Linked DNA regions of Homo sapiens: region 2 is linked to region 1. Evidence: read pairs that join two places in POLR2A ChIA-PET (ENCODE). Cell type or tissue: OCI-LY7. All regions are shown on one strand. Links, peaks and the distances in the headings refer to the core of each region. The heading gives the core; the rest is flanking DNA.

Region 1 (5,835 bases), core at 508-5,507:
TTTTCATCACTCCAGCACCCCCTTTTCAAAGCAAGGTCATGATCTGCCAGTAGCCACAGCCTTGGCATTGTGTCTCACTCTGACACTTACCAGCTACTTTGTAACCTCTAAGTTTGAATCTCTGCTGAATAGTTCACGGAAAGCCACCATTCCCTTCACAAAGTCGAGAAGACATTTGTGAGGTACCAGGCATTGGTAAGGACTAAGGCCATAATATGACTGAGACACAGACCTGTTTGAGTTGCTCGGTGTAGCCAATCTTGAGAAGATTATGGTACAATGAGCAAATGTTTGGAAGGTGCTTTTCATATTGTAAAATGTAAGCTCTAAGTTTTCACATGCTCATTGTAGACACTGATTGTACACACTTCCCATGAGCCGATGAAAATAATATAGTTGGCTTCATTGTCACTGTGGTAGTGACTACACATTGTGTTATTCTAAGCATTTATTTGCTTAAAGGTTTAAGAAGTATGCTAATTGCTTAACCACTTGTAAAATCTAAGGAAACCCAGAAGAAATGCTAATGAAAAATGTGAACTGATACTCCACAAAGATTTTCACCAAAGAAAGGAAAGAAAGATTAGGAATGAGGGGTATCATTAGGCAGGATTGATTTTTTTAATGCCAAATGCTAAAAATCAAACTTTTACGAGTGAGGAAGAACACAGCATGGAAAATGTTACATCCATGAACCTGAAGACTCCCCTCATTCCCCCATAACTTGTATTCCACTTGGGAAAATGCCTTCTTCCAGGAAGATAAGTTCTGTAGTTCAGCTGCCCCATGATTGGAGAGGGAAGGGGGCAAATTTCTGTTATCCATTCATCACCTATAATGTCATAGATGACTCATTCTCAGGGGAACTATATTTGGGCCCAAGGGTTGAAATTAGAAGAATAATGTTTTCACCCTGAAATGTATGAATAATTAAAACAAATTTTACCAATATAAAAGGATTATTATTCCTTGACCAGTGATTTTAAAGATACACTGATGGTGAGAAAATTAGTTTTCCCAGTTCACATAGGCTGTAATATAACAGTGACCTGGAATTAAAAAAAAAAAAATCCCGAATGGTCCCCTAGAAGCCTAAATTTTGGCCTAGGAAGAGATCAAGGACAGTCTCTGTTCAGATGTCTTTTTAGCAACTATTTAGCGTTCATACCCCCTGGTACTCTCCAAAAAGCTAGTTAAGTCTATTCCCTTTAGTTTAAAAAAAGTCTGTAACTGAGCTTTTTAAATAAATTATTTAAAGTTAAGAACCAAAATAGACTGTGGACAAATAAGGTTTTTGTTCGTGTTCTGCCCCTACTTCTTTTTTCTGGGCCTCAGTTTCTTTATCTTTAAAATGCAGAGGTTGGAAAATGCGTAGGTTTTATCTCTTTCTGTTCCTTCCAGATTCCCGAAATCACAGATCCCTCATATCATGACCTTTCCCCAGTGCCGCTTAGATTGCTCAGGCCGGCGAAGCTGGGGAAATCCCAGTTGATTTCATGAGCTCTGCCTGGAACTGAAGCTTTGTGCTCTCCTTCCTCTTGGCAGGTCCTGGCTGTGCCCGGACTGGTGTGGGCAGGGATGGTAGGCAGGATTCTGGGGCCAGGCAGGGTCCGAGGGCTTACCTCCATCCCTCGGAAGTGCCTCTGAGACAAACATTTGGTGAGGAGGCAGGGGGATGTGTGGGAAGGGGGTTGCTATGGCAACCCCTGAAATGTGCAGGCTCCAGACCCATTGCCTGTCCCCTTTGGCCTCGTGCTGCTCCTAGAGGTCTTTTCTGATGGGAGGGGAACAGGAACAAATATTGGGAGTTACATGGAGATCTGAGCGCATTCCCAGAAATCCTCCCGTAGCCTCCAGCCTCACTACGGCTTCCAGAGGAGAGACCCAGCGCCAAGACCCCATATAGCTCATGCAAGCATGCCGCGGCCAAGAAACAGCTTCTCTGTGCCTCGCAGTCTGTCTACAAGGCCCAACTTAAAGCCCACCTGCTCCCTTCCTCTGGGCCCCTGTGTGTTTGTCAGCACTGATGTGCATTATTTGTATGTAAGTATTCATAAGGTTTCTCAGCTGTTGCAGCCTGCACATCAACAGAGTGGTTAGCCTCCGTAGAAACTGTTTACGTGGTAAGTCATGTGTTTATGCATCAGTAGCATAGGAAGAAATTGCTGGAGTGGGCAGAGAGATCTGTGCTCCGGCATAAGCTATGGATAAATGAGGGGAGGGGAGGTCAGCGTGGGACTTACCCAGAGAAACCAGGGAGCTGAAGAAGAGAGAGGGAAAGTGGGAGGGAGTGGAGAGAAGGGAAGAGGGGGAAGAAAGAGAGTGTGTGGAGAGAGGGAGAGAAGGGAGGGAGAGTGAGATTGAATCATGAGATAAAAGATTAGCTGATGCTTTGGAAAGGAGGTAAGAAAATTAGAGGCAAAGACAGGTACAATTTAATTAGGCAAAAACTACATGTAAACAACACTTCCTGGCTACAGTAAGGAAACAATTTTGGTTTCAGTTCCTGAGCACTGGGGTCTGCAGGTCTCCTGTGCAGGGCGGGCTCTCTGCATTTTTCTCTGAAGCCCCTTGCAGACCCTGTCTGCTGCTGTCTGCAATGGCTGGAGGGGAGTGTAATCCACTTGAAATTCATGAACAAATCCTCGGAATGGCCTCAACTGCTCCCTTTACTCTTCAACCACAAGCCTGTTCCTGCTGAAAAGATTTCTATTCTCTCGGCCACTCCGCTGCCACGGAGCTGTCAATGCAAGCAGCTGTTGGGCCAGGGTATTTGTACACATGTGAGTTCATCACAGTTTGGTGTTTGCGTGGCCAAGCTGATGCCAGATTGGTTCATCCTCTTCTACTCTGTTCCTTCGGCTTTTTTTTCTCAGACTCCCTTGCTTGGAAGAAAGTTCTGGCAAGAGCCTATACGTAAGATATGAAAACAAGATTCTGTGTATGCTATATATAGTTGTGCACAGGTGTTACATAAGAAATTCATGTGCTATGGGTATAAAACGTGGTCAGAAGACCCAGATGCATAAATCTATTTATTCACAGCCACGTGCATTTGTTTGCAAGTGACCTGGTGGTCCCGGCCCTGGTCCAGAGAATTACTTGGGACCATTCAAAATGAACCATACTTGTCAACATGTTCTCAAAGCCAATTAATGAAAAAAGAAAATGTCAAGTTGCTTCCAAATTGATCTAAGTAATATTTTTTAAAAATGTTCCCAATGAAAGTTATTTATGAGACAGTTCCTATCATTTTACAAACAGAAAGCTTTAATGGCTGTTGTCTTTGTGGGGAGAAAATTCAGATTCTGGCTGGTCATTTAGGGTGCTCCACAGTCTGCACCTAGGATTATTTATCTCTAAGGCTGTGTTCACCACTGCTCCTAACACAGAGTTTATTTTTGATTGTATCTTTTGACCACATGAAAACATCAGTTTCTTGGACACATATCATTGACATGCATGATCAATTTGCAGATGGGCCAAGGCTAAGAGGGATAATGAACTTATTTATTCAACTAATGTTGAACACCTAGGCTGAGCTGGGCTTGGTTCTAGCACTGGGCATGCAGCAGGGAAGGAAACAAATAGAAAGCTTGTATGCTAGTGGGGGAGACAGACCCATGTGTCCGGAGGGGTAAGTGTTATGGAGAGCCAACCTGACTGCAGAAAGGTGGCCTCTCCAAGAAGGTGGTCTGTGAGAGGACACCTATATAAAATGAAGGGGAGCATCTACTGAGATTCAGGAGATGGGTGTTTTCGGGCAGTGAGAACAGCAGATGCAAAGTCTCTGAGACAGGAGTATGCTGGGAATATTTGTGCAGCAGCAAGGAAGCCATGTGTGGCTGGGGTGGAGTGAGTGAGGGCAAGAATGATGGGAGGTGAGGGCAGGGAGGCAGCTAAAGCTAGATCGTGCAGAGCGTTCTGGCCATGGTCATGATTTGGGATTTTACTCTGAGTGACATAGGATGCCACTGGCCGGTTTTGAGAGGGGTGATCGACTGTGTCTCATGTGATGACTCTGGCTGCCACCTGCAGAGGAGGCTACAGTGAGGGTCAAGGGCAAAAGCTGAGAGACCAGTTAGGCAGTTATTCTAATAATCTAGATTAGGACTGTGGTGTTTTAGACTAGCTGAGTGATAGAGATAGTGAAAATAGTAGGATTCTGGTGATACTTTGCAGGTAGAGTTGCAAGAATCTGTTATAGAATCAGATACGGAATGGACAGGGGGGTCAGTGATTCTAAGAATTCTGGACTAAGCAATCAGGAACATTGGGAATAGAGCCGTTATTTATTGAGATGGGGAGTAGTCTGGGGGGGGCGTGGTGGAAAACCAAGAGTTCTATTTAAATAGGTTTAAATGAGTCCATTCATTGTGCTATGAGGATATTTAGTAGGCAATTTGATCTATGAGTCTGAAATTCTGGGGAGAAGTTAGGACTTGAGAAATCATGTTGGAAGCTGTTCAGATGACTTTAGAGAGTGGGGGTAGGTAAAGAAGGGAGGAAGTCCAAGGACCCAGCAAAGAGTGGGAAGGAATGGCCAATGGAACAGGAGGAAACCGAGAGGGGGCTTCCTCTGAAGACAATGAAAGAAAGCAAGAGTTCTCTCTCACATTGAGTTGAAATCTCTCAATGGTAGATTTTACACTAATGGTCCCCAATGAATCACATCTGTGGAATCCATACCCTTCTGTTGTCTGCAACCTTGACCCAGGAGGAGGGAATGACCAACTCTGTCATTCTGTCATTCTCTCATGTCATCATGGGAGGTCATTGATGGCAGTTTCAGTTGAGTGGTCCAATTGAAAGGCTGATTATAGTAGGTATTATGGATTGAAAATTGTATCCCCCAGAATTTATGGGTTGAAGCCCTGATTTCCACGTGATGATATTTGGAGATGAGGGCTTTGCGTGCTGCTCCCACTGCCACCTATGCATGTGAAGGAAAGGCCATGTGAAGACACAGAGAGAAGGTGGCTGTCTGCAAGCCGGGAAGAGAGTCCTCACCAGAAATTGAATGTGCTGGCACCTCGACCTGGAACTTGCAGCCTTCAGAACTGTGAGACAATAAATGTTTGCTGTTTAAGCCACCCAGTCTGTGGTACTTTTTATGGCAGACTGAGGAGACTAATATGGTGGGCTAGGAGACAATGGAGGAAAAGTGGCAACAGCTGGAAGGAACAGATTTTGCTAGAAGAGTGTGATCAGGAAAGTTAGGAGAAAACATTGCTATATTTAGAATTTTGGCTTAGAAAGTTCCTAACCATTATGATCAATTTAGTGGGAACTCACTTGTTTGTTTGTTCGCTTGTTTTTTTGTTTTGAGGCAGGGTCTCATTCTATTGCTCAGGCTGGAATGCAGTGGTGTGACAATGGCTCACTGCAGCCTGCATCTCCCAGGCTCAAGTGATCTTCCCACCTCAGCTTCCGGAGTAGCAGGGACCACAGGCACATGCCACCATGTGTGGCTAATTTTTAAATTTTTTGTAGAGATGAGGTCTTGCTATGTTGCCAGGGCTTGTCTTGAACTCCTAGGCTCAAGCAATTCTCCTGCCATGGCCTCCCAAAGTGTTGGGATTATAGGCGCACCATCGCACTTAGCACTTAGCACGTGTAGGTTTAAATGGTAAAGTTTTTATGTGCAGGATTTGAAAGATGTGACTTCACGCAGTTCATGAGAAAAGGCCTTGGATTTATGGCCCTTCATGCAATATGAACCACTGCACAATGAGGATGTCAGAAAGGCCACGTGGACCCTGGCTTGGGCTCCTGGAAGAAGCAGAGCATCTGGAGCAGTGGAATTACAGTGTCCCTAAGGGTCACCGTGCTGGA
Region 2 (5,835 bases), core at 390-5,389, 210 kb before region 1:
AGAAATTTGTTGATTAGATAAAGCATTTAGAGTTTTCTAGCTAGCTTTTCCCCCTTCTTCCATCTTTTATGACAAATGATTACAAAGTTCCATACTTACCCTCTGCCTGTTTCAAACACTGACTGTAAATTTAATTCCAGATTTGTTTTTAATATTTTCTTGATAAGAAATAACACTAGTCACTGTCATGGGCCAATTTTATTGGAGATGATAAAACCTACTCATATACATTTTCTGCTTAGAAATTAAACTTCATCCATTTACAGTTTCTTTAGCCCAGTGTATGCACATATTTTAAATCCTATCTTACCTATCCATAGGTTACATATTTGACTCTCAGGAACACAGGTAACTCATTGCCTGGAACCATAGCTCTGAGCCCCAAAGGCATCACAAAGTGATTCTAGTTAGTGTCTTGAAGCTTATGAGCTTTGCTGATAAGCAGCATCACAGTAAAAGCAATATTTGTTTTTAGATTTAGTTTTTTTTTTTTTTCATTTAACTAAGAGCCTTCAACTGTACTATCTTCTTGGGTGTTTGATATGGGCAGGACATCTATCATTGATTCCTATTAGAGATGATAAAGCAAACATTCAAAGAGACTGTGAAACTAAATGTTGCACAGAGATAGAGCCAGGGTTACAACTCTGATCTTCTGTGCCGAGGTGATCTTATTTTGGGCACAATTTAGCAAATTTAGTTTTGTTGTTGTTCTTTGTTTTTAACGTGTAATGGATTTGATTTATTACATTAGAAAGGGAAATGGACTTTTAGGCACGTGGTCAAAGCAGAAATTACTGCAGCTAAGAGTAGAAAGGGCAACTAATCGCCATGCATGTGATGCACACTCACAGGAAGTAAAACACACACACACACACACACACACACATAAAACCCATAGCATTATGAGCCTACTTAGCATAGAGGCAGGCAGCCGTAACTACTCGAATAGGCCTTGTGTGTTCTTGCTTAGTGAAATAATGTATGCACAATCATAATGCTATCAGGGATTGAGAATAATTTGTTTACCAGCGTGGGTGAGAAATATTAGCACTACCATTTCCATAGAAACCATTTTGCATTTAAAAAGTTCTGGCATGTCAAACTGTAAATTTCAGTATTTAAAAACATTCTCTTATGTGAATCCCTGTATTGCAAAAGATACTGGTCAAAGGAAGTGCTATTTGTACACTTTCGTCAAGTCATTTTTGAATTTTCTTATTTAAAGAAAGTTTGCCATGGCCTGTCATACTTTGGGAGAAGTGGTTGATATAGACACAAAAGGACCTGGTTTGTAGCAATTATCCATTCCCTTGGCCTCAAAGGAATACTAGTATATAAAGGCAGAAACTTTCTCTTTTTCTTTTGAGACTGAGTCTCACCCTGTTGTCTAGGCTGGAGTGCAGTGGCGTGATCTTGGCTCACTGCAACCTTCCGCCTCCCGGGTTCAAGTGATTCTCCTGCCTCAGCCTCCTGATTAACTGGGATTACAGGTGCACGCCTCCATGCCCGGCTAATTTTTGTATTTTTAGTAGAGACGGGGTTTCACCATGTTGGTCAGGCTAGTCTTGAACTCCTGACCTTGTGATCTGCCCGCCTCGGCCTCCCAAAGTGCTGGGATTACAGGCATGAGCCACTGTGCCCGGCCTACTCTTTTTTATGTCTAACATAAAGTCTTCATTTGTGCGGGAGGTAAGAGATGATTCAATTATTTTTGTCACTTTGAATAATAAAGAAGCATTAATCTGGGAGAATGCTTGTTGAGAGTAGAGGTGGGCTTGCTGCAATAGAGTATTTTTAGGAATAACCGTGATATACATTAGCAGTGTCTACTCGTAGTGAATTCAGTCACTTTTGTATTTTCATTGAATTTTATGAGAAATTTAAAGGAAGATATTCTACAGTTTGTTTGTAAAGCCAAGCTCTGAATAGAGTTTGAAAAACTATGCCATTGACCATTTTGGAGATTTGTTAAGTTTAAACAAACAAAAAAGGAAACAAAAAATTGGGGATGTAGTTGTATAATTGTTAATGTATTTTTCAATTATACTTTCCACTTCCAAGAATAATTATCTCAACAGCAGGTTAACTAATGTATTAAAAATTAGTTTATTTCCAAAAAATAAGCTCTTTTCTCATAGCTCTGATAGAATGATAGGAAAGAGCTGGTAACTGATTTTACTGTATGTCTACTATTGCAAAAACTAACAACTGAGTATTAACATTGCTAGATTATGTGTGTGTGTGTGTGTGTATAATCGTTTGTGTTGCATAGGGTAAAGGTAGAGACACTAGGAAATTACAATTTTTTTTTTTTTTTGAGATGGAGTCTCACTGTATCGCCCAGGCTGGAATGCAGTGGTGCAGTCTCCGCTCACTGCAAGCTCCACCTCCTGGGTTCACTCCATTCTGCCTCAGCCTCGCGAGTAGCTGGGACTACAGGCGCCCATTACCATGCCTGGCTAATTTTTTTGTATTTTTAGTAGAGACGGAGTTTCACCGTGTTAGCCAGGATGGTCTCGATCTCCCGACCTCGTGATCCGCCCGCCTTGGCCTCCCAAAGTGCTGGGATTATAGGCGTGAGCCACAGTGCCTGGCAAAAAAAAAAAAAAAAAAAAAAAAAAAATTACAATTTTAAAATTCCTTTCTTAAACTTTTTACTTTGAAATATTTTTAGCTTACGGTAAAGTTGTAAGAATAGTACAAAGAGCTTGACTCTGATTCATCTGTTTTTAGGCATTTACCACACTTTATCATTCTATTTCTGCCTACATATATTATATATATATATATTTTTTTTTTTATTTGGGGGAGGGGATCAATTGAGCATGGGTAGAAGACATGCTCATTTACCTCTTAATACTTCTGCCTCTTAGAAATCAGTGTTTCTTACATAATCAAGTATAGTTGTCAAAATCAATAAATTTAACATTGATGACTATTGTAATATTTAGCCCAGGTTTCAATTTTGTCAATTTTCTCAATAATATTCTTTATAGCAACTGTTCCTCTGGATACAGGATGTATTCTAGGATCATATATTGGCAACTATTATAGTTGATGTGTCTTAAAATTCCATATTAAACATAATTTGCAAACAGTAGTATTAAGATGAATACTTTTAACTTCAATTTATGAGTTACTGCTGTCATTGCTAGAGTTTTAGTAAGAAGAAAGTGGAATGGGCAAAAAAGAGGTGAAGAATTTCATTCAGACCTATAGATTAATATTCTATATTGTGGGTGAATTGAGGAAAAACCATTGTTTTGGAAATTTTCTTTTCATGAACTAAAAATGCTTTCAGCATCTGTATAGATCCCGTATCTTCAAAATGCAGCAGGCATCCAACTTGCATCATTAAAAACTGTTAGAGAATAAACTCTTCCTATTTTTTGACAATTTTTGAACAATAATTTCATCTGAAATAGCCTTCTCTCTGTCCCTCTGCCCTTCCCGTCCAGGTACAACTCCATGTAATTTTAGGCAAATTGCTTCCTTTTCTTTATGCCCTTTGTTTCCGTCTTTTTAAAATGAGGACAAGGTCGTTAATGTAGTTCTCTTTCAAGTCTCTTACCTTGATGAATAAATATCTAAATATAGGAGTTCTTACAGAATTCGAAGTTCTATATACGTATAAATTGAGTTTTTATAAAGTAATTTTGTTTTATGAATAGGTTACCAATTCCAAGAGTCACATTTATTTTAATTTTCTTTGGTTATTAAAAAAGTCCATTTTAGAAAAAGAAAAACTGTTAAAGTTGAAAGCCTCTATTTTCTTGGCTAAATTGGAATTTTGTTATTGATTACTTATTCTGATTAGTAAAAGTGGTTTAGTCACAGGCCGGGCATAAATGCTTTTAGACAGTCACTGAATTGAAAGTGTCAACATGAGAGAGGGATCCTTTTCTTGGAAATGGGAGCATGGGATCTTTCTGCTAATACGTGTTTGTTGGCTTAGAATGAAGACTCAGAGCTTTGTTAGGAAAATAAACTTAAATTGGCAACATGGTGAGTGTGAACCTGGAGGGCATTATGCTAAGTGAAATAAATGAGATACAGAAAAACAAACACTGTATGTTCTCACTTATATGTGGAATCTAGAAAAGTTGAACTCACAGAAGCAAAGAATAGAAAGGTGGTTGCCAGAGGCAGGGGACTGGGAGAAGTGGGGAGATTTGGTTAAAGGGTACAAAGTTTCAGTTATAAGATAGATGAATAAGTTCTGTGGATCGAAGGTACAGCATTGTAACTATAGTTCTACAGTATTTTTAATAATACTCTATTGTATACTTGAAATTTGCCAAGGGAATGGATCTTAAATGTTCTTAACCGCACGCATGCATTGTGTGCGAGCACACGCACAGGTGTGAGATGATAGATGTGTTAATTAACTTGATTGTGGTAGTCATTTTATATTGTATATGTATATATAAAGTCATCATGCTGCATACCTAAAACATATGTAATTTTTACTTGTCAGTTACACCCCAGTAAAACTGGGGAAAAATAAAGAACCGGTGGGAAAAAATAATTAAGTGACCCAAATTTTTGTATCATAGTGGATGAAACCCCTTTGCTGTCTCTAAGCTTAAACAAAGATTCATCTTTTCGAATGGTTGCTTATTTTCCATTTCTTTCTTCAACTCATTAAAACTTAATATATTTGTGGGACAGGGTCTTTCTCTGTTACCCAGGCTGGAGTACAGTGGTGCAATCATAGCTCACTGTAGCCTCGACCTCCTGGGCTCAAGTGATCCTCCTGCTTCAGCCTCCCAAACAGCTGGGATTACAGGTGTGTACTACCACACCTGGCTAATTTATTTTTTATCTTTTGTAGAGATGAGGTCTCACTATGATGTCTAGGCTGATTTTGAACTCGTGGGCTCAATCGAGCCTCCTTTCTAGGCCTCCCAAAGTGCTGGGATGACAGGTGTGAGATGCTGCATCCTGAGCCCCTTTTTTTGTTTGTTTTTTGTTTTGGCGATAGAGTCTGTCACACAGGCTGGAGTGCAGTGGCACCATATTTGCTCACTGCTACCTCCGCTTCTGGTGTTCAAGCAATTCTTGTGCTGCCTCCTGAGTAGCTGGGACTATGGATGCATGCCACCATACCTGGTGAATTTTTTGTATTTTTAGTAGAGATGGGGTTTCACCATGTTGGCCAGGCTGGTCTTGAACTCCTGACCTCAGTGTTCTGCATGCCTTGGCTTCCCAAAGTGCTAGGATTACAGGCATGAGCCACCATGCCTGGCCCCATTTGTTAATTTTTAATGTGACCATTAGATCTTCTGTTTTGCTAATTTCTGACGTTGTTTTTCTCCTTTCTAAACACCTCCTTGCTCCATGTTGAATTTTAAGCATATGGACAGTGGCATCATTAGAAAGTTTCCCATCATTCCCTGTCATGCACAGGTGATAGAAGAATGTATTGGTGCTTCAAACTGATTATTACTTTTTACCTCCTTGATGAACTCAATATATTATTAAGAGAGTGGCTCAGTTTCAACCCTGGAGGCATCAAAAAGAACAAGTTCTAAATAACATCCTCCTTTAGAATGCAGCATATTTTAACTGTGTCTCTCCATCTTGCACATCACCACTTCCAAGCTCCATCTCTAACTGTACATATGCTCTCTGTGTGTATGATAATACTGCTTTCCCCGTCCTCTCTTCTCCTCTCTCCTCTCTTTGAATATTTTTTTTTTTGTGAGCCTTAGGAACATGTACACTGGTCCCGTAGAGTGACACAACAAAAGCAGGCTCTTGGTGTAGTCAGGTTTTGTCCTTGTAAATGACATGGTACAAGTGCATGCGGTGGATTAAAATATGTTCACC

The links. Peaks named below come from ENCODE experiments on the same cell type or tissue, not always from the same donor. Only the 100,000 strongest peaks of a DNase experiment are listed, where the experiment ranks them.
Region 2: POLR2A ChIA-PET joins it to region 1 with 13 read pairs; 2 of 35 experiments call an interaction of 5 or more read pairs at or near these places.

The regions. Positions count from the first base shown.
Region 1 is chr7:132,747,205-132,753,039 of GRCh38, reverse strand. It overlaps LOC124900236 (small nucleolar RNA SNORD46), which reads right to left and starts at 17; the gene lies at 1-17. RefSeq lists an enhancer at 1,710-2,340. In OCI-LY7, for the core only: no CTCF peak of the experiment used is centred there; DNase peaks (open chromatin) are centred at 2,759 and 2,979; H3K4me3 peaks cover 1,589 bases; H3K27ac peaks cover 1,363 bases.
Region 2 is chr7:132,960,114-132,965,948 of GRCh38, reverse strand. All of the region lies in intron 4 of CHCHD3 (coiled-coil-helix-coiled-coil-helix domain containing 3), which reads left to right. Among named protein-coding and RNA genes, the nearest start is that of MIR3654, 72 kb to the left of the region's middle. RefSeq lists a silencer at 186-480. In OCI-LY7, for the core only: no CTCF peak of the experiment used is centred there; no DNase peak of the experiment used is centred there.